4 separate regions of the Homo sapiens genome follow, and regions 1, 3 and 4 are each linked to region 2. A link is an interaction called in ENCODE POLR2A ChIA-PET data of the cell type or tissue named here. Cell type or tissue: PC-9. All regions are shown on one strand. Each heading gives the region's core, and the rest is flanking DNA. Links, peaks and the distances in the headings are about the cores only. Region 1 has its middle 7.5 kb from the start of LINC02541. Region 2 overlaps LOC107986637 (a long non-coding RNA gene). Region 3 holds the start of LOC107986636 (a long non-coding RNA gene). Region 4 overlaps LOC105377955 (a long non-coding RNA gene).

Region 1 (6,613 bases), core at 1-5,000, 300 kb after region 2:
TTTGTATAAGTAAAAATAAAAACAGAATTCTACCAATTAAATGATATAAATGAATCGAACAATTAAAACATAATAAAAACAGACTCATCTTTAAAATATTCAGTAAGATAGATAGCCTGAATTATTTTACTTATAATACAGAGCAAGAATTGAAAAGTTTTAAGGACATGTTCTTACAAGGTCTATAATTTGCTCACCCAAGACTGCCTCTTTGACTCCAACTTCCTTACCTCCTCCCTTCTCCATTGGCTTAAGCACTGGCCTGGACAAGCAGTGTGCCAACACTGCCTTTTTCTCAGAATACAAGAATTGTGCCACCCACAGTCCCATGGCTGGAGGCCAGGGCACTGCCAGCAGCACAGACATGAGTCAGGCTGTGGCTTGTGTAAGAATTCCTGGTCTAGGTTCTTTCCTGACAGTTCACTTGGAATTGCCACCATTGACAGTATGATGGCAAGAAGTATGTGATAGGAAAGTATATAGTAAGACAAGTCAGGAAACTTGACTCCCAGTCTTACTTTCTGGAGGTGTGACCATTAGCATTTCTCCTAATCTGCTCTGTCTACCTCATAGAATTATTATAAGAACCAGAATGAGACAATGAAAACTAAATATTTAATTTTAGTTAGTGAGGGAAAAGAGATATTCTCATATGCCATTAGTCAGAGTATAGATTACAATACTTTTTGGCAGTAATTATTAAACATAAAAATGTCCAGACCTGTGGCCTAGTTATTCCTTTTCTGGAAATTTAGCCTCAGGAAATAATTAAGAAAGTGCAGAAATATGTATATAAAAGGATGTTTACCAATGTGCTATTTGTAATAACCAAATATTAGAAATAACAAAGTGTCTAATAATAGAATTTGGGTAAATAAATTAGAATATACCTACATAGCAGAGTACTATACAGCTATAAAAATAATGTAAAAATAAAGAATATAGCTATTGTTATGTGATGTACAAAATGTAGTTATTAAATATACAAACAAATCACAAATGTGTATATATAATGACACACACACACACTTACATAGAGAGAGAAGAGGTGGGAGTATGGAATTATACTCACCAAGAGGCCCAAAAGGTTTAACTCAAAGTAATGTTGTTTTATTTTTCTTCTGTTTATGTGTCTGTTTTCCAATTTTCTTATATTGTGTGGGTATTTTTATTGTAATAAAGAAAAATACATTTACATATAAAAAGTAAGATACATTACATGAAAACATGTTGTAGTAATTGTTTTACAAGTGCAAGGTACTATTATGTTCTGGTAGCTTCTGTAGACTACCCTTATGGCATATCTAGGGATCTAGATATTATATATTCATGTAAATTATGAAATGGCCTAGCCTTTGTTGTCTCAATGGTATATTTGTCACTATAAATTTGTGATTGAAAAATTGATAAAGCTTCTCCTTTTTCCATGGCAAGAGACTACTAAACATTTAAATACTGAAATAGTTTGTAAAGCTTCATTAAAATGAACATTCTTTTAGTAAATTTAATTGAGGTTGAAAATTATGATATCTATGCAGAGGGTGATGAATATTGTAAAAGAGATACATTTATCTTTGTATAACAAGCTTGATAGTTTTCACCTACAAATATGTCATACAGTGTTCTCAAATACTTACTACATTTGCAAATAAGAAACTCTAGCTCTGTTACTGGTTCCAGCAGAAACTATCTACAGTACCTCAGACATGTATAGCTTGTCTGTACTTGATTTAATTTGTCTATGAAGTGAACATCATGTTGGCAAAGCCTTAAAACGAAGTTTAACGTATGTACATACAATTCTTATGAACCTCTTAAAAATGGAGAAGGAGCAGAATTTGGAAAAGGAAGAGAAATACGCTTTGATGGTTTATTGAACAGAATTTCCTAGCTGTTTCTTAATTAGATACTACAAAACTTATTTAATGAGCCAATTCCCGTGCTTTAACTCCAACAAGTTACTATGCTGCTGCTGCTAAAATTTAAACTACTGGCATTCAAGGCTGACTTACAAACACCACTATTTTTTATTTGGGTCAAGTCTTCTTAAGAAATTTGTAGCTAACTTTAATTTAAATATCATTTTTCTAAATAATACATAAACTTCTAATATAAAGCTACTCTAAATATATAGTATTAATTTTTCAAAATTAAGCCAAATACTGAATTATATTTTATTGAATTATTGGCGCATGTAAATATATAGAAACACAACCAATAAAAATCAATCATTGTCTCTACTCATTACCATTGTATCACATTTGCCTGTAAAACCAGCTACTTGAGAGGCTAAGGCAGAAGGATCACTTGAGCCCAGGAGTTTAAGACCAGCCTGGGCAATATAGCAAGAGCATGTATCATTTTATTTATTCTATTTATTGATTTATTTTTGAGACAGGATCTCACTTTGTCACCCAGGCTGAAGTGCAGTGGTGTGATCTCAGCTCACTGCAGCCTTGACCTCCCAGGTTCAAGTGATCTTCCTGCCTCAGCCTCCCAAGTAGCTGGGACTACAGGCACACACCACCACACCTGACTAATTTTTGTATTTTTTGTAGAGATGGGGTTTCATCATGTTGCCCAGGCTGGTCTTGAACTCCTGAGCTCAAGTGATTTACCTGCCTCAACCTCCCAAAGTCCTAGAATTACAGGCATGAACCGCTATACCTGGCCTCAGTGTCTCATTCTAAAATAAATAAAAGAAATTTAAGGGCCGGGCGTGGTGGCTCACGCCTGTAATCCCGGCACTTTGGGAGGCTGAGGCAGGCGGATCACGAGGTCAGGAGATCGAGACCATCCTGGCTAACACGGTGAAACCCCATCTCTACTAAAAAATACAAAAAATTAGCCAGGTGTGGTGGCGGGCACCTTTAGTCCTAGCTACTTGGGAGGCTGAGGCAGGAGAATGGTGTGAACCCGGCAGGTGGAGCTTGCAGTGAGCTGAGATCACACCACTGCACTCCAGCCTGGGTGACAGAGCAAGACTCCATCTCAAAAAAAAAAAAAAGAAAGAAATTTAAACAACAACCAAAAAAAGTATAACAGGTCTGAGTAGAGTAGCAAACTATTTACTTTTAAAAGGAATATTAATTATTTTGGGACACTGGGACAATATTTCTCCATTTTTCCCAATCCTCAGCACTTATCATGAATTTACAAAAAAATGATAGTTGGCATTTACATTTCTTTTCCTTTTTCCATATTCCTTACTCTGTGATCTGTATTTTCATGTTCATAATTAACCAAGAATTTATGCCTACCACGTCTAATACATTCTGAAAGGTGCTATGGAAAATGCATAATTAAGCCATCAAAAATTACCATTGAGTATGAGGTTAAGACATAGACACAAAAATCTCCCAATACAAGTAAACAAAAAGGAATGCTACATAGTACTAAAGACAATAAAGATACCTCACATTTAAAAGGAAGATGAGAGCTTCAATACCTGAATTGAATTAGAACTGCATGTGAGAAGTACAAGTACATTTGCATTTCCTGGTACATAATAGGTACGCAATAAATTTCAGGAGATTTATTCTCCTTGCTTTATTCAGCTGGAAGTTTCATGAATATGGTGAGAACTAAGCTTTAAATGATGCATAACATTCTAAAAGAAAAAAAAAAGAATGGATAAACATTGAGACAGGATATTGGTGGGACACAAGGCATAGAGGTAGGGTGGCATATTTCAAAAGATTTAATAAATTGACCTTTTCAGTTGGAATACAGGTGTTGGTAATGGAGGAATGGAATACGTGGGCAGGGGACCAGTGAGCTTTGGTGTTTGAACTTGGAACTAGTTAACTGTGTATCCACACTATCAACTGAGTGTCTATCAAAAGCATACTATATCTAGAATGAGTGTTTGGACTTTATCAGGGCCTCCAGTCCTCTTTCATTTGTTCTTTTCTCAACCGCTCCTTCCTATCTTCACTTCCATAATTATGCTGCTTAGATTCATGGTTGCACCTTCTTACTCCTCTTTTACCAATACTCTAAATTCCTCTTTCCCATTATCTTTACATAGCATATACATGGCAAAACCCCAACCCTAGATAAACCTGTTTGCTTTTTCCATGTAACTTAATCAGGTTTGGTTCAGTGTTGCATGATGCAGGAGAGAAATAAAATTTGGGCAATTTGGTATCATAAATCTGTGATTAGTAGTCTCAGCTGGGCTCTCCAACCTAGTTGTAATTCTTACCGTGATTACCTAGCATGCTCCCATTTTCCACAATTGCTGTAAATTCTCTCCCCTCCCCTCAAGTCTCTGACAACTACACTATACCTTGCACTTTAATCCGATAACCCTTCTTTCTACTCCACTAACAAATGGAAGTCGTAATAAGGGAACTTGTCAGCTTCTGAGTACCAAATCTACTTTCTTTTTCAACTCTCCTTTTCTCTTCTCATAAGGAAAAAATAATAATATCTATCATTTTTATCTAAAGCCAATCCCTCAATGTGTACTATAAATTCCTGTCCCAATGTTCTCAGGGACACAGATCTCTAATTAATCCCTCCCTCTATATATTCAACTTTCTCTCTTTCTTATTTCTTCTGATCAGTAATTAAACAAGCTCAAATCTAATGGTGAGGAACTGGAGGGGACCTCCTTTTTTTCCAAATCCCTTCTGTCTCATGCCCTATAGCACTTCTACTCTTCATAATTGAACTTCTTGAAAAACTTGACTGTACCTACTTTGTTGCCTCACTTCCCAGTCATCCTCCTGAATCTATCATAGTCTAGAGGTTTCTCTGTCATGATTCTACCAGAATTTCTTGCAGGAAGACCACCAAAGTCTATAAAAGACTAAATGCATTGGGTAATTTTAGTCATTTTCTCAGTGGCTTTTTCTTCAGCATTTGACACTGCAGGTCACTCTTTAAAATACTCTTTTTGTGGTTTCTCTTGCTCCCCAGTCTGCGGGTTTACTACTCACCTTTCTGATTGTTCCTGTGAAGTCTCCTTTACAAGTTTCCCTTCCTATCCTTCTCCCTTAGAGAGTAAGTATTAGCATTTCTTGCTTTACATACTTTCTCTGGATTATTTTCCTCATTCCTAGGATTCCAAAATCCCCCAAATCTTTAATCTCAAACTCTTCTATGGACTTCAGATCCATATCTCTAAGCACCCCAAACTCAATATAGACCCCAAACAGAAGTCACCCCCTCTTCTTCCCCATGGGTTCACTCTGGAGTTTATCTCAATACAGGGCATCACACCCAGCCAATTGCTCAAGTCTGAATCCAAGAGTCACCTCTCTCTCTTCCTCTCTCTCTCTTTCTCACGCGCACGCACACACACACACACACACACACACACACACACACCATATATTTACCACAAAGTCCTACTGAGTCAAATGCTAATTACTGCAACCTTACTATCACCCAGCTCATTTTATTTTGTCAACTGTCTCAGTGAGTGAAACTGTTCAAAGTTGTGTAATCTTTGTAAGTCATTAGTGTAGCTAAAATGATCGTTTGTGGGGAGTTTAAAGTTCTAATGTTTTTAGGAGATTGAAAAAATCTAGGAAAAGATTTTCTGTTTCTTCTTCTCATCTTTTTAATAATAGTGTTGGTAAGATGATATTCTCAATTTTCTCAGAACAATTTTCCGCAGATACACATCTTCCGTGTTTGATCATGCTGACAAAATTGGGAGGAATGTGTTTTCTTTCTGCAAACATAACATTTCTACAGCCTCAGAAAATACAGGTTATTGCTGTTTGTCTGGGCACATGAACTACATATCTGTAACAGGCTGAACTGAAACAACTGAATCAATGTTACAAACATCCATTGGAATCAAGAATAATAACGAGAATGTCACAAGGATCTGAATTTTATTTCTCTGATATCTAGAAATCACAACAGATCACCTGTCTAAGCCAAAGGTCACAAGTGGTGATAAGCTCCAAAACCAGCTTATCCTCTTCCTCAGTCTCTGTAGAAAGAGGTCAACACATGGACTTTTAGTGTAAAGCTCGCTGTCCTATTTGTTAATACACCCTTCAGGGTGTTATCAATGGTTTTCTAAATTCAGGAGAAATAGTAAAGAGAAACAAATTAGCAAAATACCAAGTAGATGCACAACTACACTTCTAGTGGAAAGCAGAGGAGAAACCCTTGCTAGATAGAAAGTTCTTTCTTCTTTTAGGCCTTTACATCTTCATTACACTCTATGCTTCCACTAGGCAAGCTAAAGGCTACCAGTAGTTCATACAGCGATGACCTCAATTTTATCAGGTCTCAGTTTTTTCTTTTTTTTTTTTTTTTTTTTTTTTGAGATGGAGTCTCACCCTGTCACCAGGGCTGGAGTGCAGTGGCGCAATCTCAGCTCACTGCAAGTTCCACCTCCTAGGTTCACACCATTCTCCTGCCTCAGCCTTCTGAGTAGCTGGGACTACAGACACCCACCACCAAGCCCAGCTAATTTTTTGTATATTTTAGTAGAGACAGGGTTTCACTGTGTTAGCCAGGATGGTCTCGATCTCCTGACCTTGTGATCCGCCCGCCTCAGCCTCCCAGAGTGCTGGGATTACAGGCATGAGTCACAGTGCCTGGCCCAGGTCTCACTTCTTTTTTAAGCTGGAGCAGATTGAGT
Region 2 (8,521 bases), core at 1,722-6,721:
TCTCCGTTCCAGTGTCTACTGTCTAAAATGGTCCACAGTATTGAGGAACACAGAAGCAATATTAGGCAGCTCTCCATGAATAGTTTTGAAACACTGTCTTCCTTATATTCCTCAAACATCTATTTCTCCATATGTCCCGACTTTCCTTTTTCCTCCTAGAAAATAAAAAAAAATTATATCACTCTACCATTTAATTTTGCCATAATGCTTTCCTTCTCAGAACCCCCTAAAGACTTCCAATGTCCTTCCAAATCAGATAAAAATTGGCCAGCAGCTGTTACAAGATTCTTCGTCAAATGACCGCAATGTTCTCTTGTTCAAGCAGATGAGATTTCTAGTTCAATTCATGGTCCCAGAAGAACTACTCAGCCTCCATGAGGGACCAAGAGTAGGATTCTAGCACTTGTAGGGCTCAAGGGACGGGTTCTTGGACCTCTGAAGATTCACTAAAAAATCAACTCAGGTAGATTAATTGGAGAAAAGGTGTACAAATTTATTTAACATGTATACATGGAAGCCTTCAGAATGAAGAGCCAAAAATACAATAAAAATTGTCAATTTTTATGCCTAGGTTAAATAAAGTATGAACAGCAGTGTAGAAATATAATTGGACAAAAAGTTATGATCGAATGTTAATTAGATCATTTTCTCTTGTGGGAAAACGCAGAAGGGCCTGTTTGTTTAGATTCTTCTTGATCTCTCTTGAGTGTACATTCCTTCCTTCTCAGAGGTGGGGCAGGACTCTCTCTGGAATGAATGTCTTATGACCTAAACAAGATCGATAAAATAATTTCTTTATGGCCAGTTTTTACACAGAAAGGTGGAGGAACGTTAAGTAATATTTTTAGGTTTTATGGCTGTCTTGGGGGGGATAAAGGGATTCTGGTTTCTGTAACCTGCCTGGGGACAACGGGGTTCCTAGTTTCTATGGCTAGCCTTGGAGGAGAATGAGACTGAGACAGTGGGCAGAAGAAGGCCAGAGAAAAATTTTTGCTTCTGAGGCCTTCATTTTGGGGTATTGTTTTGTGGGCATTAACACCCTGTAGTACTAGGTCAGGAGACTGATCTTATTTTATGAAATATGGCCCAATTGACATCTTAACATCAAAGACCTCATAATCTTGCTTTTCTCATTCAGTCTTTTTTAATAAAATTCAATACAGACAGCCTGGTTTCTTTACGTTGCCCTCAAAACTCCCATCTGAGTTCATTTATTTAATTTGTTTCTCTCACCTGGAATACATTTCATCTTTCTCCTTCATTTTTTCAAAGCCTTTTTCCCAACTTCAAGTCCCTTGCATGTAACCCCCAGAGACTTTCTCTGCTCTGAACGCTCTGTGGTTGAACTGACAACTGCAGTCATAAAGCACAGAGTTATCTGTGTCTACAATGTGCCAAGAGCTAGGGCTTGAAAGAACGGCAGGACAATCCTTGCAAGGCTTCCCATGCTATCAGGGAGAATGAGATGGATATTTAAGAAGATAAATATCAATATATTCTATTAGCATATGCCACCTTGTCTCTATCCACAAAGCACTGTGATATGACAGAGTGTTCTGTGTCACTCATTTGACACTTAGTATTTTTAAAACTACATACATGATGTCTTCCAACAAACACTGAGGTGTTAGTTGAGATGTGGTGATATAAAAAAGCCTCTCTTCAATAATATACAAGCTTTGTGAGGTCACACCGCTCTGTGACCCTTCTCTTTCCAAGATCAATACAACACACATGGCCCTATGTCATAATGAAGAGTGCAGACTCTGGAGGCAGAAGTCCTCTGTCTGAATATAGCTGAGCCACTTACTATGTGTGTGTTCTCGAGCAAGTTTCTCAGTGCCTGAGTTTTCTTATCTGTAAAATGGGGCAATAAATTTACCTACCTCATAGAGTATTTGAGAAAATCGAATGAGATAATGTAAGTAAAGCACTTTGCACACTGTTTGGCACATGGCAAGTCAATAAATGTTAGATATTTTTGTGTTATCTCAACATATCTAATGCAAGTGACTGGCAGTCCAATGATACAGTTTCACTGCCTCTAAGGAGTTAGGGGTGCAGCTGTAAGTAACACTTTCTGCATGATGGATCCTCTCTGAGTTACATAAAATGAAATAGAATTTCATGCCTAAAATCTCGTCTTAAATATAGTATTTTTTAAAGCTTCATTCCCTGTTGCCCAAGGGACCTATTGCAGGATTCGGGTATAAGCCGTCCCCACCCTGACCAGTGGGCTAGAAACTTTCTACTGGGCACTCACCTTCAGTCTTGGCTCTGCTGGCGTGAGCAGGGCAGGGTTAGGGACAGGACAAGCACATATCCTAGTTCGCCTAAGACCCTTACAGGTTAGGCTTGTTGTCCCAGTGTTTTTATTAACGGCACTTCCACTTGTTCCTTAGACATGTCTTGGTTTGGACAATAAATTACTCAGCCACCCTAGTTATAGAGTCTGCTATTCTGTCCCCCATTAAAGAGCAGAGTGTAAAAGGGAAACATGGGCTGAGTTTAAACCCAGCTTTGACACTGCTGCTCGTTAGCCACAGGTCCTCAGGCAATTGCTGAATTTGGCTGATTGGTAAATATCTTAGTCCATTCAGGCTGCCCTAAAAAAACACCATAGACCGAGTGGCTTACAAAAAACAGAAATTTATTTCTGATAGTTTTGGAGACTGAGAAGCCCAAAATCAAAATGCCAGCAGATTCAGGGATGGTGAGAGTCCACTTTCTTGTTTACAGATGGCATCTTCCAGCCATGTCCTCACATGGTGGAAGAGGAAAGGCCTTCTGAAGCCTCTTTCATCAGGGCACTAATCCCATTCATGGGACCTCTGCCCTAATGACCTAATCACCTCCCAAAGGTCCCACTGCCTAATACCTTAACATTGGTGATTAGGTTTCAACATATGAATTTTGGGAAGACACAAAAATTCAGACCATAGCAGTAAATTTTGCTCATTAGTAAAATGAAAATAATCATACCTACCTACCTACCTCACATGGCTATGAAAATCACATGAATACACAAGTAGATGTCCAAATATGTGAATTCTTTTGCCTTTCCTTTCTACCCTGCATGCATGCACAGAAAACAGTCCCAACCTTTTGAGGTTAGGCTGCATCTGCAGGGCGCCTGCTTTTGAGGTTAGGCTGCATCTGCAGAGAGTCAGCATGGCCTGTGCACGGCATGTGTGTTTCCCAGGCAGTGGGGAGGGACAAGGCCCTCCTGGGTCTGTGTCCCAGATCACTTAGGGGAAAGAGAGAGACCCTATGGCTACTGATTACAGGCTTTAGCTGTAATCATTCAATTACATCCTTTTATGTTCTATTTTACTGCATCTGAAAGAGGCAAGGATATCTGGATATCTAATAGCTACATTTACTGGGAGGTGAGCTACTAAAAATAGTCCCACAATCTGTGAGCAGGTTTCCAGGAAATGCTGGACTTGTTAGAGCAGAACTGCAAAGAGTCTGTTAATCAAGCCCTTCATTTGAATCACTTGCCCATGCTGCTCGCCCAGGGCTGAAGGCTTAGCTCTTGCTCATAGGAAGTGAGATAGTATAGCAGAATCTTAAAGGAATATAGGCAATTAAAGGGGAGTTGACGATTAATACTGAAACATGTATGGGGATTGTACAGGAGTGACTTTAAGCCAATTTAAAGTATCACAACACTAAAACTACCAGGACCAAATGTAATTCATTATTTTAATTCCCTCTGGATAAGATTGTCTCTAGAATTCCAAGTCTTTAATGATGATAATGTATTTTCATTTGTGGATCCTCTCATACCTCAAGCTGGAGAGGCAGAGGGCCCATGCCCTTTTTAAAAATCAAAAGTAAATATGATGAAGTCTTTTAACTTCACAGATGGATGCTACTGGAGATATTTCAGAATATTAACATACAAGATATTCCAGTTTTCTTGCAGTTCTTACAAAGGGCAGAGACAAAGCCTGATTAGAATGAGTTTGCATTGTCAGAATTTTTGAGTCTGGCATTTTCCTTGAGTTTAAATGCTATATTAATAAATTCTGAATATAGTTTAATGCCACTACTTTTTCTAACTTGAAGTCAATTATTAAAAGATCAAAAATTATTAATGTGTTTTAAGGAAGAATACTGTGGAAATGAAATACAACACACACAGTAAGCACCTTAAAAAAAAAGTTAGTACTTAGCATTAAAAAATAAATGATAAAAATACAAAATTGAATTACTAATTTATTTTGAACTTTAATAAAATAAATTAAAATACAATACCATTTGAAATTAAGGGTAACTAATCATCTGCTAGAAACAAAAAATTAAGGTTTTTTAAAAAATTAATTGGACCATTAATTCAGGATGCACTTTAAGACATTTTGTAAAGAATTTTTCATGCTCCATCTTTGACAAAACAAATGGTGGATTTAGGTAAAGGGATAAAAATGGCAGTAAATCCATAACAAATGTTTTGTCAGGAGGAAATAAACACCTTTACATGTAGTAGACAACACTATTTTGAAGTGGGAATTGATTTCACCTTATACTTCAGTTTTGTTTCAAATTGTTTATTTCTGTTAAGAGATAGGGGGGAGTTCCCGACAAAAATCTTTCAATCGGCTGTTAATGAGTCACTTGTGGTCAGGTTCACAGACAAAAGCCTTTTTATTGACTGAGCTGGGTCAGATTTCCAGATTTTTCCTACCCTTTTTCATACCATGAAGACAAAACAAGTCAGAGGAGGAGTGTTGTGGGGACGCCCGTCATCTCAAGTTTTTGAAATAGGGGCAGCCATCAAGAAAGTTGCTTCAAGGATGGGATCTTTTTCTGGATTTGCTGTGAACACTGAGACATTCTGGTTCAATCTTTGTATGTTCAGGGCACAACATTCTCTTTCTGCAAGTGATGTCATATTTGGGGGCATAGCTGTAAGTCAACAGGGCTAAGCCCGGGCTGTTCTGTCTTTGTTCTAGTTCTGCCCTCAGTAGCCATGCGGCATTAGCCATGTCTTTCAGCCTTGATATCTGTCAAATGATTGGCGATCAGGCCTCTTCTCAGGTCCCTTCCTACTAATTACTAATTCTATCTATATTTCCTGTTGTTTATAATCAATATATAATATGCGTGTGTGTGTGTGTGTGTGTATGTATAGTTTAGGTTAGATAACTACTCATATATTGGTAAAAATAAAGAACTATTTTGTTTATAATAATGCAGTTTCAAAATTCAAAACAAACTTTTTACTTGATTCTTGGTCTTGTGATAGTTTAAAAAATCACCTCTTACCACCTTTTTTGGGGCTCCAGTCTTAATTTTAATCACAAAGGAAGTGGTAATTTGTTAGGCCAATAACAGAAAATAATAAAAATAGTTAAAAAAAAATGTGAGGAGAAACAAAAGGCAGACCAGGTTGAAGAAAGTCATTTCTTTTCTTCAGCAACATCATGATATGTGGTAAATTAGGAAGTGTGTTGATACACACTGTGTATTTGTGTATATGTAGAAGAGGAGGTGGTATGTTGCTAAAGGAGAGTCCAAGAGATGATTAAAGGTCAAATGTCAACCATTTGGCTGTGGTTTTTATGTGCCTTTTACATTTATTGCTCCCCCATAAAAGTAAAATGTGACTAGTTAAATAAGTGTTGCTAAAACAGGATATTGAAGTTGTAATAATGGGAAAGCATTGCAAAGAACCCTTAGAGAAATTCAAGTCATTTCACATATTAATTTCTTAAAATTGATTTTTTTCTTTCATGTTTTTAAGAAAAAATTCACTTAAAATAATAAAGACTTCTACATTTAGCGCCTATACATATAGTGGCTTAAAAAAAAACAGTTTGAAATAGAAAACTGTCCTCAGATCCTTTGGTATGCAAAAGCATCGCATTGAAAGGGAAATCTGCGGCTGAGCATGCTGTGATTTTAATTTTATGTTTTAAGTTATTGGAATAAAATACCAGACACTGATAGTCACACAGTTTTAAAAAATCAACCTAAGACCTTTATCTGTCATACCTCCTCTCCTGGGGAAAGACAACGTGGCAGGGCCTTGCTTCAAGAGCCCAGAGAACTGGCTTCTTGTTCCCAGTCTACCACTTACTGAGCTGCTGCAAATTTGATTCCTTCTCAGTCTTCCTGGTTTCTAATTACCATGTCTGTAAAACAGGAATAAACAAACTTCAATAAAAACAGGGGACCTGATCAAATGTCACTTGACTTCACTTCCAGCTTTAAGATCCAGTGAATGTGTCAACTCATGACTAAAAATGCACTGAAAAGGGGGGCGGGGGGAAGAAAAGAAAACCACTCCTGGCATTCGCTGAAATAGTCAGCAGAGATTCCACTCTCTCATTCTCACTTTCCACCACACTCTGCTCCCTGGTTCTCCCCCATTCTCCCACTATCACTGCGTAGCTTACTGGTCCAGGGGCTTATCAGCTAACACCAATGGTCTACTGGCTGTGTCCTCCTGCCCCTCAACTCCCTCTCCCACACAGCACTCCTTCTTCCTCAAAACAGTTGAGATCATCATGTCCCTATCTCAAATCTTATGTTAGAAAATTCAGATTTGGTCTGCCACTGAAAGCCCTCCATAGTCCAGCTACAATTATCCTTTTTAGATCTACAGCTCTTCATTCCTTGACCCACAGAAATTCTTGGCTTCAAACAAATGATATTATTAATTTGGCCCGGAATTAAAGTGATCATATCCTGTTGCATAAATTTTTCCCAAACCATTCTCTCTGTCCCTCACATGCAATGAATTGGAGGGATTATCTTAGTTGGAGAGAACTGCTCCAGCTTCTCCAACTAAGATCATCTCAGCTATGCTTCACTTTCAGATTCAAATCCTGCCACTGCTAAAAGGTTCTCTTTCTCTCTTCCCTCTGAACTTCATTAATTAATCATATCTTTATTATTCATCTGGCTTTTTGCACTTACTCTTTTTGTTATAGTTTTACTGCCCATAGACCCATGTTTCTTTCCCGAACTGGGCTATCAAGTCCTTGAAGGATGGACCCTAGGCTTGTCTTTCTCTGTCTCCTGCACAAGTCTGCTATAGGACTTCCTGAGTAATATAAAAACAATGATAAAAATGTGTCTATGTTACGCTTACATTTAAAATCAAGTTGTCCATTTCTGTGAGATTTCCTTATTCCTTGACTAGAACTGTCATCACATGAACTATATACTCACTTGGCAAAGTATGAAATATATAGAAAACTAAACCTGCTTGCATTATTTATTCTTAAATGTCAACGGCCTTTCAAGTTATTATGTTTAGAAAGATCAGTGGCAAATGATAAGCAAAATTATTAAAGTGTTTTTTCAATTTCTTTTAAATATATCAAATAGAATTCTAATATTTGGTCATAGCATTTATTACAATTACTTTCAGTACCAAAAATTGAACACCTTCCCCTTGTCTTATGTTCTCTTGGAACCAGTGTTCTTAAATTAAAAAAAAAAAAAAAAGATAATGATTGTATCATAGCCAAAATATGCTTCCTGGTGATTCAGAATTAAAATGTACTACTTGCAATCTTTTATATCACTAACATCTGGAAAAGCATAAGACAAAGCCTAAGTGGTTTTAAGAATGACATTATTCAGATATGATTATTGTTGGAAATGGTCACAACTTGAGCTAATTGAAAACTTTAAGGGCTAGTTTTTATATTACCTTAATTTTCCCCATAATAAAGTGAAAGGCCTATTTCAAAGAAGTCTAAAGGTCTCTTATATTATAGGAATTAGTTACACACCTAGATCATGCTTTGCTATAATTCACCTTGTTTTTACATTATGTTTTATGACCTTCAAGGGGAAAAAATAGAAAACTATAATGAGAAACTAGAGAGGTTGAAAATGTAGGTGATTTTCCTGGCTTGTTCTCCAGTGAATTTCTAGTTGTGTACCCAAGGCCTTTAAAACTATCTAATGGGGAACATTGTCTTTATCTGAGGCTTCTTGCTAAAGAGACCATGGAGAGGGTTCCTCAGCCTCCCTCGGTGTCCCTAGCTGGAATTATCACTCTTTCTTTAAACCCAGCAGTGTTTATGCCTCTCAAAATCCCATCCTTAGAGATGGGCAATGAAGATGCCTGTGGAATTCTCCCTCCTGTATTAGTTTAAAAAGCACGTTGGCCAGATTTTCTTTAGGCTTCTTAATCATCATTGCTTTTGCATTAAAATTTCTTAATGAAATTCCACTTCATTTGTCTCTTGACACCATCAAGTTCTGCTCCTTTGAGGCCTAAAGTTGTGCTTGGAAATTTCCCAGCAGGTGAATCTTGAGCCCAGGCTGGCAGACAGCATCTGTGGAAAAGTCTTTCGAGCCAAGCGTCAAGAGGAACTTAGAAATTCCACATCTCAGCCCTGAAGGTATATGCGCCAGCATGGAGTGCTGGAAATGTCAGGGGCTCTCATGAAGAAAGACTGACTTCTATGTAGAGAGATAATTCCTAAATACAGCTACCTAACATCATGCTAATTCTTCTCTTCTGATGTCACTGTCTGGAAATATCCTCAAGCCA
Region 3 (8,521 bases), core at 2,179-7,178, 310 kb before region 2:
CTCGGGAGGCTGAGGCAGGAGAATCGCTTGAACCCAGGAGGTGAAGGTTGCAGTGAGCCGAGATCATGCCACTGCGCTCCAGCTGAGAGACAGAGCAACATTTCATTTCAAAAAAAAAAAAAAAAAGATTTTAAACATAAAATACATTAAATTAATATTAGGTAGTGTGATTGCTAATTATATGTATCACCTTGACTAGGCCATGTGTTTCCCCTATAGATATTTAGTCAAAAATTTTCCTGAGTGTTTATATGGGGATGTTTTTGGATGAGATTAACATTTAAATTGATAGACTAAATAAAGCAGATTGCTCCCCCTTAACAGAGCTGGTCTCATCTAATCAGTTGAAGGCCTGCATAGAACCAAAGGCTGACCCTACTCTTCACCCCCAGTAAGAGAGAAATGTCTCACCTGAGGGCCTGAAGACCTTCAAACTGCAACATAGGTCTTCTTGGCTCTACAGCAGCTGGCTGACCTTTGGGTTCAAGCTTGTATATGACATCCGGTCTGTGGATTTTGAATTTACTATCCTCCATAATCACATGAGCCAATTCTTTATAATAAATCTCATTGTATATGCATATTTTCTATTAGTTTTCTTTCTCTGGAGACCCTTGACCAATACAGGTGATGAAATGAAATGGAAGTTTAACTCATGGAGAAAAATAGCTATGTATAATTTCTGGCCATGAAAGAGCTTGTTTATTGATTTTTAAAATAAATAATGGTATCTTTGACTCATTGTGGTGTATGGATTGTATTGAATGGATGCATTTTAAATAGTGGAGTAAAAGTTTTACTCTAAAAAAGGGTTTCACAAATGTTTTCTGTAAAGGACTTGATAGCAAATATTTTAGATTTTGTGGGCAACACAGTCTCTGTAGTAACTACTAAAGTCTGCTGCTATAGCACAAAAGGGACCAGAGACAATATGCAAATTATTGAATATTGCTGTCTTTCAATAAAACTTTATTTCCAAAAATGTGGTAGGCCTGATTTGGCTGACCAAATCAGGAAGTCAGCTAGTTTGGTAGTTGCTGCTCTGTAATATCAATATTTACACAACAGTAAAAGTTACATGTTTTATAAATTCTTAATCATATGATTAAAAATTTTAAGATACCAAAGTGAAAATGTTTGAAGAAATACACGGTTTATCAGAAGTCTTTAAGGAGGCACATGAGCAAAGAACCTTGCAGACTAGTGCCACTCATGTGAAGACTGGGAAGGAGGATAGGAGAACGTAGGCAAGTGAGAAAGCGAGAAGGTACATCCAGGGAAAGGGGCAGCATGAACAAAAACACAGGAAACAGCATGGTGTGCTCCTGCTCTTCCAATAGCTCGATGTTGTAAGAATACAACACACAACATAGGAAAGAGGAGAAGCTCAGCTGGCAGCCAAAGACCAAATAAAATAGGTTTGTATATTTTCTACTCAGGCGTTTGAAATTTATACTGTAGGTAGCCAGAAGTCATTGAAGAATTTTAAGAAACAAAGTAACATTACCTGAGGTTGTGGATATGCAAAATAGGCTTAGGAAGGCAGGATTAGAAAGAGGAAGATTATTTAGGAGACTATGGCTGAAGTAAATTGAGAACTGGAAGTGATCTGAACTATGGAGGAGGACTAGGAATGGTTTCAGATAGATCTAAGAAATATACACTAAGTGATACTGACAGGCCATCGTCATTGGTGGGTCGTTGGGCAGGTAATAGAGGAGGTGGAGGCTTCCACTGGTGATATGGAAGAAGGTATTGACAAGGATTTTTCCTTTGGTGTCAGGATGAAATATGTTGTCACCATCCGAAATACAGCCTTTAAGAAAAAGCATGAATTGACTGGTAGTGTTGAGGAAGTACACTTTCAGATTGGCATGGTAAAACAGGAATTGGATATAAGGTCTTAAAGTCATTTAAGTGATCTTGAATAGGAAAATAGATTTTAGAGTGATTTTCCTACAGCTGGTCTTAGAGAATATGAAATTGGGCCAATTTCTCCCAGAGAGAGTACAAAACGAAAAGATCAGCTGTTGAGGATGAACCCTCCAGGAATATCAACATTTAAAAGGCAGGTGAAGAAAAACCTATTAAGAAGAAGGAGGTGAGGAGCAAAGATAGTAACCGGCTCAAAATAGTATATCTTTTATTAATGTAAGTTAAATAAAGTTTTCAAAACTAGATATGAATTATCAGGGTCAAATGCAGTAGTTAAGTGAAGAAAGATAGGGTGGAAATATCCCTTGTATTTGAATTTCATCAAGTGAAATTTCAAAAAACTAACGAGAGCAAAAGCTAGTTTACATTTGTATCATGGGTGTAAGAATCCAGAACTGCAAGAAGTTCAGATGAGAAGAGGAAGTAGATAGGAAATTAAAGAAATATTTAGGGTATAAAATCCATGCCTATGAGCTGAAAAGGTAGTCTAAAGATAGAGAATCAATAAAGAAATTAGGGAGCATTGTCTTGATGAGAAAAAGTGAAGATAGATAAGGCATGAGGTGGAATAGAAGTGATAAGAGATGAATGGGATTGTAAAGTGGAGGGAGATTAAATCTAAACCTTCAAGGTTCTCATGGAAGAACAAAGGGTCAGTTTACAGAGAATGGCAAGGGACAGAAGCTGACTTAAGGCTTTAAGGAAAGTGGTGAAAATTGGAAATACACATTGAGGAAAATAGAGTTGGGCCAACCACATGCGGCAGACACTGTTAGTGTTCAGCAAACATCATCTACCTTGTCCTCTACATCGCCTGAGCATTCATGTATCTAGGTTTATCTAAACTGAAGTGATGTGTCATATTTAATATATGACAGTTTAAAAGGGGTACACTTACTCCATGCTCTCTTGTTCCTGGCTATAAAACTCTTAAAGGCCATGTGTTCCAGAGTGGAATAGCTATAAGTTGGAAGAGGGTTATCAAGTGTTACCAGAATACAACATGAGCAGAAAGTAAGCCTTATTGTTTTAGGTTACTGAGATTTGGGGATTTATTTGTTATGGCGGCATAGGTGAATCCACCATGAATAACAGAAAGGTTACCGCCAGGATTATAGATAAGAATTTGCAGGACTGGTCTATATGGTTGAGTCATTTTTAACTCTCTGTCTAAGTAAGCTGAAGAAGTGTTGAGATTTACTGGTGGGTAGGACAGACGCACACACACACACACACACACACAGAATTAAGCATTAATAAGCTGGGATAAAAGAAAGTAACAGGGAATAAGGATCTCTTTTAGATTGAAAAGCAGATATGTGAGGGAAGCTGGAGTAAGACTGAAGCATGGAAGATTATACTCAGAGTGTAAAGTTACATTTGTGGTTTTCAAGGTAGAGTGTTTCCTGGTGATGGCTAAGTTCATGGATTTTCCCTTGGGACTGTAGCTGATGTGGAAGCGACATGACAGTTAGGGTGGTCCAGAATTTTCAGGGAAATTATTGCATGACTCATCTACATACATATTGAAACAACTGAAAAAACTGAAGTTCTGATTATTTGCTCAAAATTCATCAGTCACTAAAATAAAATACAAGTCATTGTTAAAGCATTTGCTTGTTTATACTTCTTGTCATATAATGCTTTTATTGGAGGAAACAAAAATGTCTCAGAATTTTTTATGAAGTAACACTACCATAAGGCATGTAGAAGTGACTGCTGTTTGTCAAGTTGTACAATTTTAACATGACAGTTAAATTAATGTATATATTTGAATTCCTACATTTAGCTTCTACTAAATTTGAATAAGGAGATATATGGTGGACTTAACATGTGAATTTAAATTTGCATTTTATTTTCAAGGAATATTAGACTGAATTGTAATGTTATCACTGTATAAAATAATTAAGTGCAAAAGGAACTTTAGTGACAATCCGTTTGATTTTATATACTGTCAAGTTTTTGCATCTGTCCACTAAATAGTTCAATTTATGAGCTGATGTAGACATTATTTTTAACTGAATGTTTCAATGTAGTTTGTGATCTTCAAAAGTATTTCTTCTATAATTTGATGCACAACTGTAATATGATGATGATAAGTTTGAATAGATAAACCTTGACATTGAGAGAGGTATCTTAATGCCTACTTTTAAAGGTATACAAATTAGTACGGGAAAAGAAGCAATTTTAATGCAGAAGTAAGTTATAAAACCTGTAAAATTTGTTTAATAAATTTGATTTGAGTGAGTCAGTGCCTGTAGAACATAAGGAAAGAGTTAGGCTAATTAAGGAATGCAGCTAGAACATCCTGAGAGAGGGCTCTGAGAGCAGGCCATGATGAATTAGACTTGCCTTGTCACCTTTCCTGCAATCTACCCCAACAAAATAACTTTGCCAACTCTAACAGTTTTGTATGGTTTCCACAGCAAATTACTGCAAACTTAGTGTCTTAAAACAACACAAATTTATATCGTAGCTTTGTAGGGCAGAAATCTGCCACAGGTCTTAGTGGGCTAAAATCAAGGTGTCAGCAGGGCTGCAATCCTTCCGTAAGCTGTTTCCTCATGTTTTTGGTTTTCTGGAAGCCACTCACATTTGCTCATGGCCCCCTTCCTCCATTTCAGAGTCAGAAATAATAGATCGTGTCCTCACCCTGCATCTCTCTGGCCACCTCTGCTTCCAGCTTCTACCTTTAAGGACCCTTGTGATGACATTGGGACCAGCTTCATTTCTCCAAATGTCCTCCTCTCATACCTCTCCTTGCACATCAAGCTGCTCACCCTTTGTGCTTTTGCACATGCTGTTTGATTATGAAACTCCATGACCCTCCTCCTCATGATTCACTTGACTGACTATTCAACGCTCAGTTCAGGTGGCTCTTCCTTCAGAAAGCCTTTTTCCATCTACTGTCCTACTGCCCCTCCCAAGGTAAGTACCCAAACAATTTTCTCCAATAGCACTTGATTATTTTCTATCATAATAAATAGAATTCGGTTTTCCAGTTGTGTGGCATTAGTCATTTCCCTCTGTTTGACTCTGAGTTTCTTAAGAATTAGAATCATCTGTAATTCATATTTATAAGCCCAGCATCTAATACACTGTCTGCCTTTTAGCCGGGTGTTTTTCAACCTAGATCACACAACCCGTTAGTGAGTGGGTCATGGAAAAAGTTTGTGTTTGACCATTATTTATTTTTAATAACATAGAAGAGAATGCAAAATATGAGTATGAGAGATAAGGTTATTGTTTTGTAAAAATTTGTTTCAGTCATAACTGTGATTATGTTGCCATGTAAAATATATACCTTATCACTTTTCTGTGGTCATGATGAAAGGAAACCTTAAAAGCTACTACCTTGGTAATATGCAATAAATAACTGTGGAATGAATTATGCACAAATAATTACGTAGCTGATGCCAATACAGTGTACCTTGTGTCTCTACAGATTTCTGGAAACTCCTCTCAATAATGAGCCTGAACCAGATTGTTCTGATCTTCCCTTTACTTGGCTGCAGGCCTCAAACCAGTAGGGAATGTTCCCTGGAAGTTAGATGCTCCCATCTCTACTTAGTGGCTACCAAGAGGCTTATCCCAAGAAAAGCTGGGAAAGTCCCTCTTAGGAGCCTTGCCACTGATTTTTTTTTTCCCCAAGAATCTTTAGTAAAGAGTATCCCACCTCATACCACAGCCTGCAGAATGGTTACAGTGTCCATCCCTCAGCCCTGGGGAGTACTCCGATGTGCCAGAGGCTGCAAAAACACTGCTGGCCAGGCATGGAAGCCCATTCCCCTCGCCCAACAATCCTGGCACAATTCACCCAAGCTGCGAAGTGATCCTTGTCACAGATAATTGAGCTAAAAACATTAATTTAAAAAAGAGAAGGAGGTCATTTCATTATTGTTGGAAGAAAGCTCAAATTGAAGGAGTAAAGAGTCCTAGAATCAAATTTCTATTTCTTTAATCAGAACATCCTGCCACCACTATGGCTAACTTTATTTCCATGTGTTTGTTTATTTGTCACTTTTCCATGTGTTTATTTGTCACGTTTCCATGTGTTTATCTATTTGTCATTTTTCCAAAAGTACTTGAGGTAACTTAACCTCTCTGAGATCCAGTGATGTGAAGGCAGAGGAAAAGAAGGAAAAAAATTAAACAGAAAAAAAATGAACTTTTCTTTGATATGTCAAGAGAAAGTGGATCTACCTACCCTCTGCCTAATCATTTTCATGAAGTTTTTGGAATTTAATGGTGGAGGTTGCAATAGAAAGGATGAAATGTATTTCATTATCAAAAAACTCTGGGAAAATAATTTTTCAGCAATGTGAGTACTCTCTGTGTAACTACCACAGTGGGCAGAAGTTGGTCATTCTATACCTGGTTAGAACTATTTCCTGTTAGTCTCCCTTTGTTTAAGGGATATAAAAGCTGCTTCTGTGTCAGATACAGAGTACCCGAGAATATAAAAACAATAGAATACTTTTCCTCTTACATCTCTGCTTACAAATAATGAGGTTTGTTCTGAATTGTATTTTTCTTCTTTGTAGTTAAGAGCAGGTGCTGCAAACGGACTGCATTTGTTGGGGTTGCTCAGCAGGAAATTGGGGGGGCAGTGAGTGACTCACCAAAACTGAGGGATACGAAAGGACAATAGAATAACAACAGAGAAAAACATGAAGACAGAAAGGTAAGAAAAAAGATGGTTCTTAAAGTAAAAACTAGTTTGGACGTTTGGCTGAAGAATTAATTTACAGTGAAGAGCACAGAAGGGAAATAAAATTGGAATAGAGAAAAGAATGTGAAGAACTAAGCAAAAACCACTAATGTTTGATGACCTGTCAATTCTCAAATGAAAAGCAGGTGTCCTGTCTCCTAACCCAATCCTACAAAGACTCAGGGCTTCCAAAGGGAAAGGAAAGGCAGGCTTCGATTACAGCTAAAATATGCCTATATCACATTGGATGTATGCATTTTCTACTTTTGTTTTGAAGTCGCCCTGACTACATCTGTGAAGGATTTGAGGCAACTTTCCGTCTCATATATATATATTTTTTATTATACTTTAAGTTCTAGGGTACATAAGTCTATGTTTCTTTCTATCAACTGGTTACTATCTTAAATTACATAGTGTCTCCTACTTTGTCTCATCTCTAATTACTAATTAACTCACATTTTATAACTTTTATAGTAGAGTAGAGATTCTGGTTCTCCTTCTGAGATGCAGCACTAGTATGAGAAACAGTCACTTTGTACCAGAACTTTAAACTGTATCATTTGAAAATCAACAGAGAGCAGAAATCTAATTAGCCAGGCCCCCTGTGGCCGGAGCTGCTGTAAACCCTGGAGCCTCTTCCTGGCGAGGTGCTGAATGAAAGGAGTCAGAGATCAAGGCACAGCTGGGAAAGGTTAGCTCTGTCCGCAGAGTGTCTTTCCAGAGTGAGCAGACCCCTGACAAAGAGAGGGTTGATGGAAGCATGTGGTGGAGCTTTCTCGGGACATCAGGGTCACATATATGGTACAGATCCCATAGCACCTGTGACAGCATCGGTCTACCCTTTCCATGTTAAAATAAACAACTCTAGTTTCTCCTCACTCTTTCAGTTTGAGAAGAGAAATAATGGAACAATTGTGCTTTTTTCCTGGGTATCAGATGATTTTATTTTTAAAATACATATATATGTGTGTGTGTGTGTGTGTGTGTATATATATATTGCACATAGTGAACACACTGATTCGTTCTATAGAATTCAAGGAAACCAGCAGTCAGAAAGTTTTTCTCCAGAATATTATGGCTTGGAACAGTCGAGAAAAAGAATCATAGCATATTGATTATGGTACATCAGAATCATAACATTAAAAATCAGAAAAACAGGCTTTTTTTTCCCAAGAAATTTTGTCTTCTGAAATGTGTATATAAAGTATACATCTATATTTCTATGTGTTAAAAAGGTAAACTGAAGCACAATGAAATTTTTAAAGAGTTTATTTTAACCAAACAACGATGTGTGAATTGGGTAGCTCCAAACCAGAAGTGGTTCTGAAGCTTGACTGGTGAATTCAAGGGGTAGGTTTTTCCAGAGGAAACATAGAAATAAAGCAAAGAAAATATTTGATTGGTTATAGTTATACAGTTGCCTTATTTGGTCTATCCCATTGAAAAGCCTCTAGTTATATATACTTACATAAGTTTGCTGGTGGATTCTGACTGGTTGAACTTAAGTTCTGTCTTTCCTTAATATAGGTGTTTACTAGAAATAGATCAAGTTAAGTTTTGCTTACGTTTGCAAATCAAGCAAGGTTTAGGCCACTTAGGAGACCTAATTGGCTTGGCCTACTAAGGGCTTCTTCAGGCTTAGTCTCCATTTTAATTTCCTTTAACATGTACATATATATACACACACACTTAATTTATACATAAATATGTGTGTGTGTGTGTGTGTGTGTGTATATATATATATATATATATTTTTTTTTTTTTTTTTTAATGGAGAAATGGTCATTTGTAAGTTTGGGTATCTTCTTTTAGTGGATAGGATTTCAACCTTCTTTCCTGTTTGGGAGGAGCTTCCTACTGCGTGTTGTCTTGTTG
Region 4 (8,521 bases), core at 1,844-6,843, 180 kb before region 2:
AGGGTCTTACTCTCAACCTTTCATTATGGGAGCTGAGTCTGCAGCAATAGACTGCTCCCGGTGAAGATCACTCAGCCTCATGCTCATTGATGCTCTGGCACTGCCTAAAATCTGAGGGCCATGTGTAAACTTTCCAGCTCTCATTTTTTCCTTGTACATTAAGGCCAAAGAGACAGAGAACCATTCTTTCCAAGGTCCTGCTCTTGTTGGGCAGATAGGTCCCTTCTTTGTCATCACTTTCCTCAGTATGTGCCCAGCATGATTGATGCTGTCTATTATCTAAAAATGTCCTTCAATAACTTCCTTGACTCTTACAGCACCCCAGGACATCCATAAACCAAAATGTGTATTTCCCTGAACAGCAAGCAAGGAGGTGGGCATTGAGGAAATGTTAAGTCCCTATACTTGTATTAATGGGAGCTGGGATGGGGAAGTAGGTGGTATTGAATGGAATCAGTTTTCTGAACCAGAGACTCATCAATGGCATGGGTAGATGGAAAGAAAATTTCTTCCCTTACCCAAGATATTTCTAACAAACATGTTATCTAAGTATGCATATTACATTTATGTTTCTTTTCTAAACATTTTACATAGCTATTAAGTAAAGTTGGTAAGTAAACTATGGTATGGCATTTTCTTTTTTAGCTATAACTTCTGTTTTACAGAACTGGCACACTGAGCACCCATAAACTTATTTTGTTTAGCTCACACAGTGTTTAATTAAAATTAATTACTAGCATTTAAATATTTTGAAATTTCAAATGAAAATCCAAGTTTCTGACTACTCTTGTAAACCTGGATAGTTGAACAACACTGGGACTGTTCTTGCGTGGCTGCAGTTGACTGCAGCTGAATAGATACTGGTGCCCTAAGCCAAGGCAAGTGCTCTCTAGCCACTTGCCCACAACCACTTTATTCATTCCCTTTTCTTTCTGGGCCTTGAAGCATTAGCGTGCAAAAATGCTTGCATAAGGAAGCTTAATATCCCTTCCAAGAATGATCTAGTCTTTCAATTTCAAGATGAAATACGGCACACTGATAAATATTTGCTGCACACACACACTTAAAAACACAAAGTATATACATCCTCATGAATCAAATCATCCTCAAGTCTAAATAACTAAAAGGGAGACATATCTCCTGTATTGAAAGAAAGCCCTGTAGGATTTAAAATACAAGGAATGCATGGAGAAGGTGGGCAGCATGTACACAGCTGAAATATAATGGATCAATCTAACAAGAAATCTTGCACAGAGATTCTAAACGAATAGTCAGCTTTTTCCTCTTAGAAAAACCAGCATTGACAATGGAGAGAATAGGGAAGGTTCTGGGACACAAAATAAGAAGGACAAAAGTTTATCTTTGGAAAACTAAACCTGTAACCACTTGTTAACACTTTATTTTACAAATCTGCTCTTGATTTATGAAATTTTCAAAGATAGTTAAAATCATCCTTTCCTAAGAAGAACCACTCCTTTTTACATTTAAAAGAATCCTAGACATTTGAGCAATAATAGTTTATAGATACCATTGCCTTAAATAAATGTAAAAAAGAACTCAGGACATCTCTTTTGCCAAGATTACTCAAAATTTAGGAAATTACATAAATACACTCAGAAGTTCAAGGGTCAGCTTTTCTTTATCTTCAGTCTTCATCACGCATTTGCAATACATTATAAAGACTGATAGCTTCCATAAGCAGATAAAAAAATTGTTGGGATAGGAAAGTTTAATCGATATAACTTAAAAGTACCACAGATACCTGATGAATGTCAAAATGTCATATTCCCCTTTTTGCTGTGTTACTAGAGCCATTTGATTTTAAAGAAAACGTAAAATGTCAAAGCATCAGAAAATTTCTGTATGGTCTTTCTGTTCAAGGTTCCCCATCTTTCTTGGCTATTAACCAATATACTCAAGAAAAAGCTTTCATCACTCCAAAAAAAAAAAAAAAAATTTCAAGGGGGTTAGCACTTGAGGCATTGTCTTCCTTAAAACACTTCCTATTTGATTCCCTCTGACAGCTGTTTATGTTGAAGATTACTAACATTCCCAAAGTACTTCATAGTAAAGATTAAACCTGAAGATTACAAAGGTTTATGCATTTTCACATACTGTGATGTGACCTTAATCTACTTAAATCTAAAGAAAAAAAGTCATTTTACAAAGACCCATTTAGCTATTTCGACATGATTCTTTATTTTTTTGGATGCTTATTTGGCATATGAGCCAGAAATTTAAAATGTAACAAAAAATATGTCTTGAAAAAAATTAAAAACAGGCATTTGCAGCACGATGGAAAAGTTCTATAGAGCTTTGAGGGAAGTCCATTCAATTTCACTGGCATTCATAAATGATGACTAATGCATTCAAATAGAATGAGTAATTTACCAAATTACAGACATTTGGATGGGCTCAGAATGAAGATGTTGTTTGTTTGGATATGTCCTGAAGTGAATCTCAATGAGGTTTACTTTGTTATGCCTGACTCTACAAATAGACTTCAGTCACAATTTGAACAAAAGCCCTGACATGTAAATAAATGTGCAAATGATGCCCAGCTACATTATTCTTTTTGTCCTCGGACCACTCAGGAACAGTCAACTCCATTAAAAAATATCAGTCACAAATAGATGGCACCATTGTACTTATCACAAAAGCACCATAAAATAGGCTTCTCTTGGCAAGTTATCAGTGTTATACCCATTCTCTTCACGCCACAAAAACCAAGTCCACACATGCTACAAAATACCTCTCCTAGCAGCCATGGGCTACCCTACAAAAAGTGGACCCTCCACACTTGCATGCTAGTGCCTCATAATATTGGCATCTCCTATCGGACAGCACAAGAAAAGAGCTTTAAAATTCAGAATGCTTCTTTTAAAGGGCTTCCACCCACTGTTATGAAGCAGAGATGAAGGGCAACAGCAAACCCAATTTCCAGTCACAACAACATATGCATTGCTAAATGTCTTGTGATGGGGCTCAAACTCCAACACACTTTGGCAGTTTCTGTAAAGGTCAGAAATTCCAGGTGATAATATAAAATCAATCCTTCATATAATTGTTTCATATGTATCCCAAAATGAATTAGACCTACTATACATCTGGTCCAAAAATTCTGAACATTTGCTAAAGTTGACTGAAAAAATAAAAATATAACCTTTGCCTCATAAACTGAATTGAATTACTAACAAATTATTCTAGAGGTAATCACTTCATTACTTCAGCTACAAAATCTACCTAATTGGATTTTGATAATCAGGGGAAATCTTACTACTACCGTGTCCAAAGCAGTTCTGTCCATTTTCCTGCCAGAATGGTCATGATCCTGGCAACTGTTAGCCTGTTCATTCTGAGGCTTCATTCAAATACATATATACCACACCAAATATACCACAGATACAGCAGAAATGGTTCCTGAGACCTGGAGGATACAATCTTGCATAGAAGAGATATGTTGACCAAGTGACTGGAGGATCATAAGGGCTGTAAATTACCAGTACAAAATTCTGTGGAAGATTACCACAGAATTACCACAGATTCCCTTGTTCCCTAGTCTAAGGGAACAAGGATGGCTTCTCTAAGGAGCGATGTTTAAGCTGAGACTTGAAGGGTGGTGCTACTGACGAGGTGAGTAAGTAGCATGAGCAGGTAGGAGGATTCCAAGCCAAAGAAACAGGACATCCAGAGGCTCCAGACGAAGGAGGATGATGTATGTGGAACTGCACCGAGGCTAGTGTGGCTGGAGTAGAGAGAGGCAGGAAGTGTCTAAGGCTGAGGCACCAGAGGCAAGAGTCAGTCAGATCATCCTAGGCCTTAGAAACTTCTTAGAGCCTGTGGGTTTTATTCCAGAGATGACTAAAAGTCATTAGAAGGTGGAAGAGTTTTGCTAGGGCTGCCTTGACGAAGTACCACAGACTGAGTGGCTGAACCAATTCATTTTCTCACAATTCTGGAATTTAGAAGCCCAAGATCATGATGTCAGCAAGAATGTTTTCTCACAATTCTGGAATTTATTTTATCACAATTCTGGAAGTTAGAAGCCCAAGATTGCGATGCCAGCAAGGTTGGTTTCTTCTGAGGGCTCTCTCCTCGGCCTGTAGATGGCTGTCTTTTTCCCTGTGTCTTCACATGGTCTTCCTTCTGTATGCAGCTGTGTCATAATCTCTTCTTATAAGGATACTAGTAATATTGGATTAGGAGCCACCCATCCCAGTGACCTTATTTTAACTAAGTTAGCTCTTTAAAGAGCCTATCTCTAAACATAGTCATATTCTAAGGTACTGGGGGCTACGGATTCAATATATAAATTTTTCAGGGATGCACAATTCAGCCCATACCAGAAGGTTTAGCAGAGGGCAATTATATAACCCCATTTAGGCTTGACACGTGCACTCTGCTTGTAAGTTGGAAAGTGTAGCAGAGGGCCAAGACAGAAGGTGGGCCAAGAGCCAAGGTGCCATTGACAGGGCCTCTTCTGTAATCCAGGGAAGAGACCACAGTGGGGCAGGGCCCCAGCTTTGCTTCCTGGAGACTGGTGAGTATATCCAGACAAGAAGTAACTTGGGAAAAAGGACACCCATCACTTTGTACCAGCAGAGAAGAAGACAAGGGAAGCAGCAAGCAAATAGATTTGTAGCTATGATGTCAGGAAGTTAAGTTGGTTTGTTTTCATGGTTTCTCTTTTAATTTTCTTTGAGGTAGGACATCTGCTGAGAATGAGAAGAGAGAAAATTGCAGATGTGAATTGAGTAGAAAATATTTTAAATTGCCATTTCAGGGAGTGGGGAAGCAAGCTAACAAAAAATCTCATTAGAATTTCTATGCAGTGTTAAAAGCCCCTTAAGGATGAGTGACCACAGATTCAAAGTGGCATCCATGTCCCCTTTTTGTGGATTTTATTTTGCTGTCATGCTTGACTATGTGGGGACAGATGTGGGGATGGTGAAGAGCTGGATTATTCCAGAGTTCAGATTCTCAGGACAGAGTATTCTTCCTGGAGAACTGCAAGAGGAGTTCTGGGCCACAGCTGTTCCAGCTCAACCCCTGGGAATTTCCCAGGTGCTTGGAATTTGAAGTTATAATTTCACAAAAAAAGCCTGGGATGGTAGATGTTTTCTGGCAGTGCTGCTGAAATGAAAACCTCCTGGAAGCTTTTCACCTTGCTGTGTGGCTCCTGGGGACTCCTTGCACATCTTGAGGCTCCTCCTGTGTGCCACAGCTCCACATCTATGCTAGATTCATTGTGTCACGTTTATATTTTTTTCTTTTTTTTTTTTATCTTTTTTTTGAGATGGAGTTTCGCTCTTGTTGCCCAGGCTAGAGTGCAGTGGTGAATGGTGCGATCTCGGCTCACTGCAACCTTCACTTCCTGAGTTCAAGTGATTCTCCTGCCTCAGGCTAGAGTGCAATGGTGAATGGTGCGATCTCGGCTCACTGCAACCTTCACCTCCTGAGTTCAAGTGATTCTCCTGCCTCAGCCTCCTGAGTAGCTGGGATTATAGGCATGTTCCACTACACCCGGCTAATTTTGTATTTTTAGTAGAGATGGGATTTCTCCATGTTGCTAAGGCTGGTCTCGAACTCCCAACCTCAGGTGATCCACCCGCCTCAGTCTCCCAAAGTGCTGGGATTACAGGAATGAGCCACTGAGCCCAGCCTGTATTTCTTTACTTCAGCTATTTCAAATGTCTTCTTGCCTGCATATTTCCCTATATAGGAAACATGCTTATAATTTAGTACAAAAAAAAAGATTATATTCATGCCACATAGCACACAATAAAGCACAAGACATGATGAAGGGCTGCTGCCTTTATGTCATTCTCCTGGTTCACATGCTAAAGTACCACCAGGATTTTGGAAATTGAAAAAAAATCATTTCTCTTCTGAAAAAAATATGGAAATCTTGCAGAGTCTGAACACAAAGAAGGAAGGTACTTTGGGATGTCTAGGAATTTAATGCTTCCATCAGGCCATGTGTGCATGAGAATTCATTCCAAACTGTCCATTGTCTCCCCACAGCAAATGCGCGCGCACACACACACACACACACACACACACACACACACACACACACACACACACAATCTGTCACAGTATTGAGCTCTTCAGAAACATAGGAGTTCAGAGTTCACATATCTTGAAAGGATGGAATTTAAAGATACAATTTTCATAACATAAATTATTTTTAAATAAGCGCTACTTACTGTGTTTTATAGCAGTATGTGGGCTCTTGCTGTGTAATAATAATAAATTACAAGGGATTTGTCAATAAAAAGAAGTTGAATACTGTAAAATATTGTCCAAGCAAAGTATAGGTCTAAGATAATGCCTGAATGTTTTCAAAATATGCTTATCTGAAACTTATAGTTGAGGCAGGCATCAAATTTTCTGAATAACTTCATGATTTCCATGTTAAACATCATGGTATAAACTACAGTAGTAGAAATGGAACTTGGTGTATTCAGTCTACAATATAAAAAATAATACAGTTGTTCTTAAAAATATGTTATCTTTCCATTGTTTAGGTTGAGATTGCCAACAGGTAAAATTAGATGTACAAGCTGCTGAAAGGGAAGAAACACACTTGAATTTAGTTGCTGTTTGTAACTAGACACCTGAATTGGTAGGGAAGGAAGGGGCAGAAATAACAGAACACAGCTAGGTGGTATTTTTATTAGCTAGTATCCTCAGAGAATCATTTATGTGACATTCCAAAGATAACGAATAGGATCCCCCAAGTGAAAGACCCAAATAAGATATAATTATGACAGCCAGCTCCCCTGCAGTGATGGACTTTTCACTAATTTAGATACTTGTTTCTAAAATGTAGTGCATTTCTAGTTTCAGATCACTGAAATAGATATGTCCACAGAAAGTTATAAATTCTACAATTCTTATCACTTTGTTCAGAATTCTTGAAATTGAAGAGAAATATAATCTCTATAACAACTGGGAATAACTGTCACAGGCTTACATAGTCTTCAAATTAAAAGAAAATCCTTTCTCATATGTCTATCAGGTATCTCACCACCTTCTTAAGACTACAGAAGGAAGCAATGCCTTATGTTTTATATAAAGAGAATAAATTTATCTAAAGAAATAAAAGAGTCGCAATCACCTTAAATTAGGGGAGAAGTTTTGCCTCAGGAAGTTTGGCTTTATTTCTTTTCATTGTAAAAACAATTCAGATGTTTTAAATATGTTCTATGACATACCAGGATCTTATTTTATCTGCGAAAATTAATGGTCTCAAAGAGGCAAGCTAAGAGACAGAAAGGAGACACCTCCATAGTTCCACAAAGCTGTTTCACCAAAATTAAATGACTATTAAAAAAACATGTGGCAAACAGATCTGAGAGTTTGTTTTAAATTGGAAGCATTCCACCTTCCAACTCTCAACTGAGTACCAGAATTACTTCCTTCTGCCAGAGATCTGAGAAAATCATGCTGAAGAGTGCACAGGCTATTTGCTGTAATATTATTTCAATTCCATGGATCTGTAGCAATCTTCAGCTATGGCACTGTAAAATTAGTTTTAGATTTTTCCAATATAATATATTTTCCTTTTTTTCTATTCTCTTCCTCCTACATAGGAGCTTGTGACTGTGCATGTCTAAAAACAATCACCATCTTTGACATCCTATGGCATCGCATCTTTGCCTATTAGGTCAATTTCAGAGAATACTGTTTCTTCTATTTATCAAAAGATCAAGAACTGAGTTTTCTTAGGATATGTCTCACTTCTTACGCTATTGTTCATTTCCTACTAGCCCAGTGTGTTTTTTTCATGGAATTTTCTCCATCCCCACAGCCATTTGTACTCTAGAGCTGGGATTAAGCCCAAGGTGGGCGTGGAGGTGATGTGAACTATCAACACACACTACCTCAAAATGTGGCTCCTTGGATTTGAGAAAACAGCAGAAGCAGGAAGGTCTCTGCGATCTTCTTCTACCCTTTTCCCCTGAAGCAGGCCATAGTAGAATTTTCTGACTTTCCACTGAAGCAGGTCATAAGATTCTCATTTGAGAGTGCACTCCCTCTACCTTTATCTCAGAAGACACAGGGCACAGATAAGAATTTAAACAAACAAGCCTTGCTAAGTTCTCCCCAGTTTATTACCATTAGATAATACTCCTTATTTCCAATCACACTTCTCCACAACCATCCACTTCTTCAGCAAATTTAGTATAAAAAAACACAACTTCCTCGTTTCTTCTGGACTTCATTTTCTTATGAAGCCTCCTATGTCACATAAAACTTATGTTAAATATATTTATATGCTTTCCTCTTGCTATTCTGTCTTTTGTTATAGGGATCTCAGCCATAATCCTAGAGTTGGATGAGAAAATAAATCTTTTCTCTCATACAGAGAGAATAACAATTTACCCAGGACCTAGGCTTCTCTGTATTGCTGTAGTGTACTCTGGTTGAAACCATCAGTATAGTGGCCTACACAGCAACTCTCAGAATGGACAATCTTTTTCTACAATTTGTTATGTCTCTTTCATGCTATCCT

What was found. Peaks named below come from ENCODE experiments on the same cell type or tissue, not always from the same donor. Only the 100,000 strongest peaks of a DNase experiment are listed, where the experiment ranks them.
Region 1: POLR2A ChIA-PET joins it to region 2 with 28 read pairs; 3 of 35 experiments call an interaction of 5 or more read pairs at or near these places.
Region 3: POLR2A ChIA-PET joins it to region 2 with 15 read pairs; 3 of 35 experiments call an interaction of 5 or more read pairs at or near these places.
Region 4: POLR2A ChIA-PET joins it to region 2 with 22 read pairs; 3 of 35 experiments call an interaction of 5 or more read pairs at or near these places.

The regions. Positions count from the first base shown.
Region 1 is chr6:113,654,255-113,660,867 of GRCh38, forward strand. No RefSeq gene overlaps it. Among named protein-coding and RNA genes, the nearest start is that of LINC02541, 7.5 kb to the left of the region's middle. RefSeq lists a silencer at 5,181-5,389. In PC-9, for the core only: no CTCF peak of the experiment used is centred there; a DNase peak (open chromatin) is centred at 387; H3K4me3 peaks cover 326 bases; H3K27ac peaks cover 1,381 bases.
Region 2 is chr6:113,356,531-113,365,051 of GRCh38, forward strand. LOC107986637 (a long non-coding RNA gene) reads right to left here. Exons shown (of 4, transcript XR_001744312.2): 3 at 6,001-6,140. It overlaps LOC124901497 (a long non-coding RNA gene), which reads right to left and starts at 1,709. Exons shown (of 2, transcript XR_007059930.1): 1 at 1,234-1,709; 2 at 473-768. In PC-9, for the core only: no CTCF peak of the experiment used is centred there; a DNase peak (open chromatin) is centred at 4,641; H3K27ac peaks cover 705 bases.
Region 3 is chr6:113,043,895-113,052,415 of GRCh38, forward strand. LOC107986636 (a long non-coding RNA gene) reads left to right here and starts at 4,778. Exons shown (of 3, transcript XR_001744308.2): 1 at 4,778-4,863; 2 at 6,480-6,619. In PC-9, for the core only: no CTCF peak of the experiment used is centred there; no DNase peak of the experiment used is centred there.
Region 4 is chr6:113,180,481-113,189,001 of GRCh38, forward strand. All of the region lies in intron 1 of LOC105377955 (a long non-coding RNA gene), which reads right to left. The region is part of intron 5 of LOC105377953 (a long non-coding RNA gene); the gene reads left to right. Among named protein-coding and RNA genes, the nearest start is that of LINC02518, 250 kb to the right of the region's middle. In PC-9, for the core only: no CTCF peak of the experiment used is centred there; DNase peaks (open chromatin) are centred at 2,071 and 2,371; H3K27ac peaks cover 508 bases.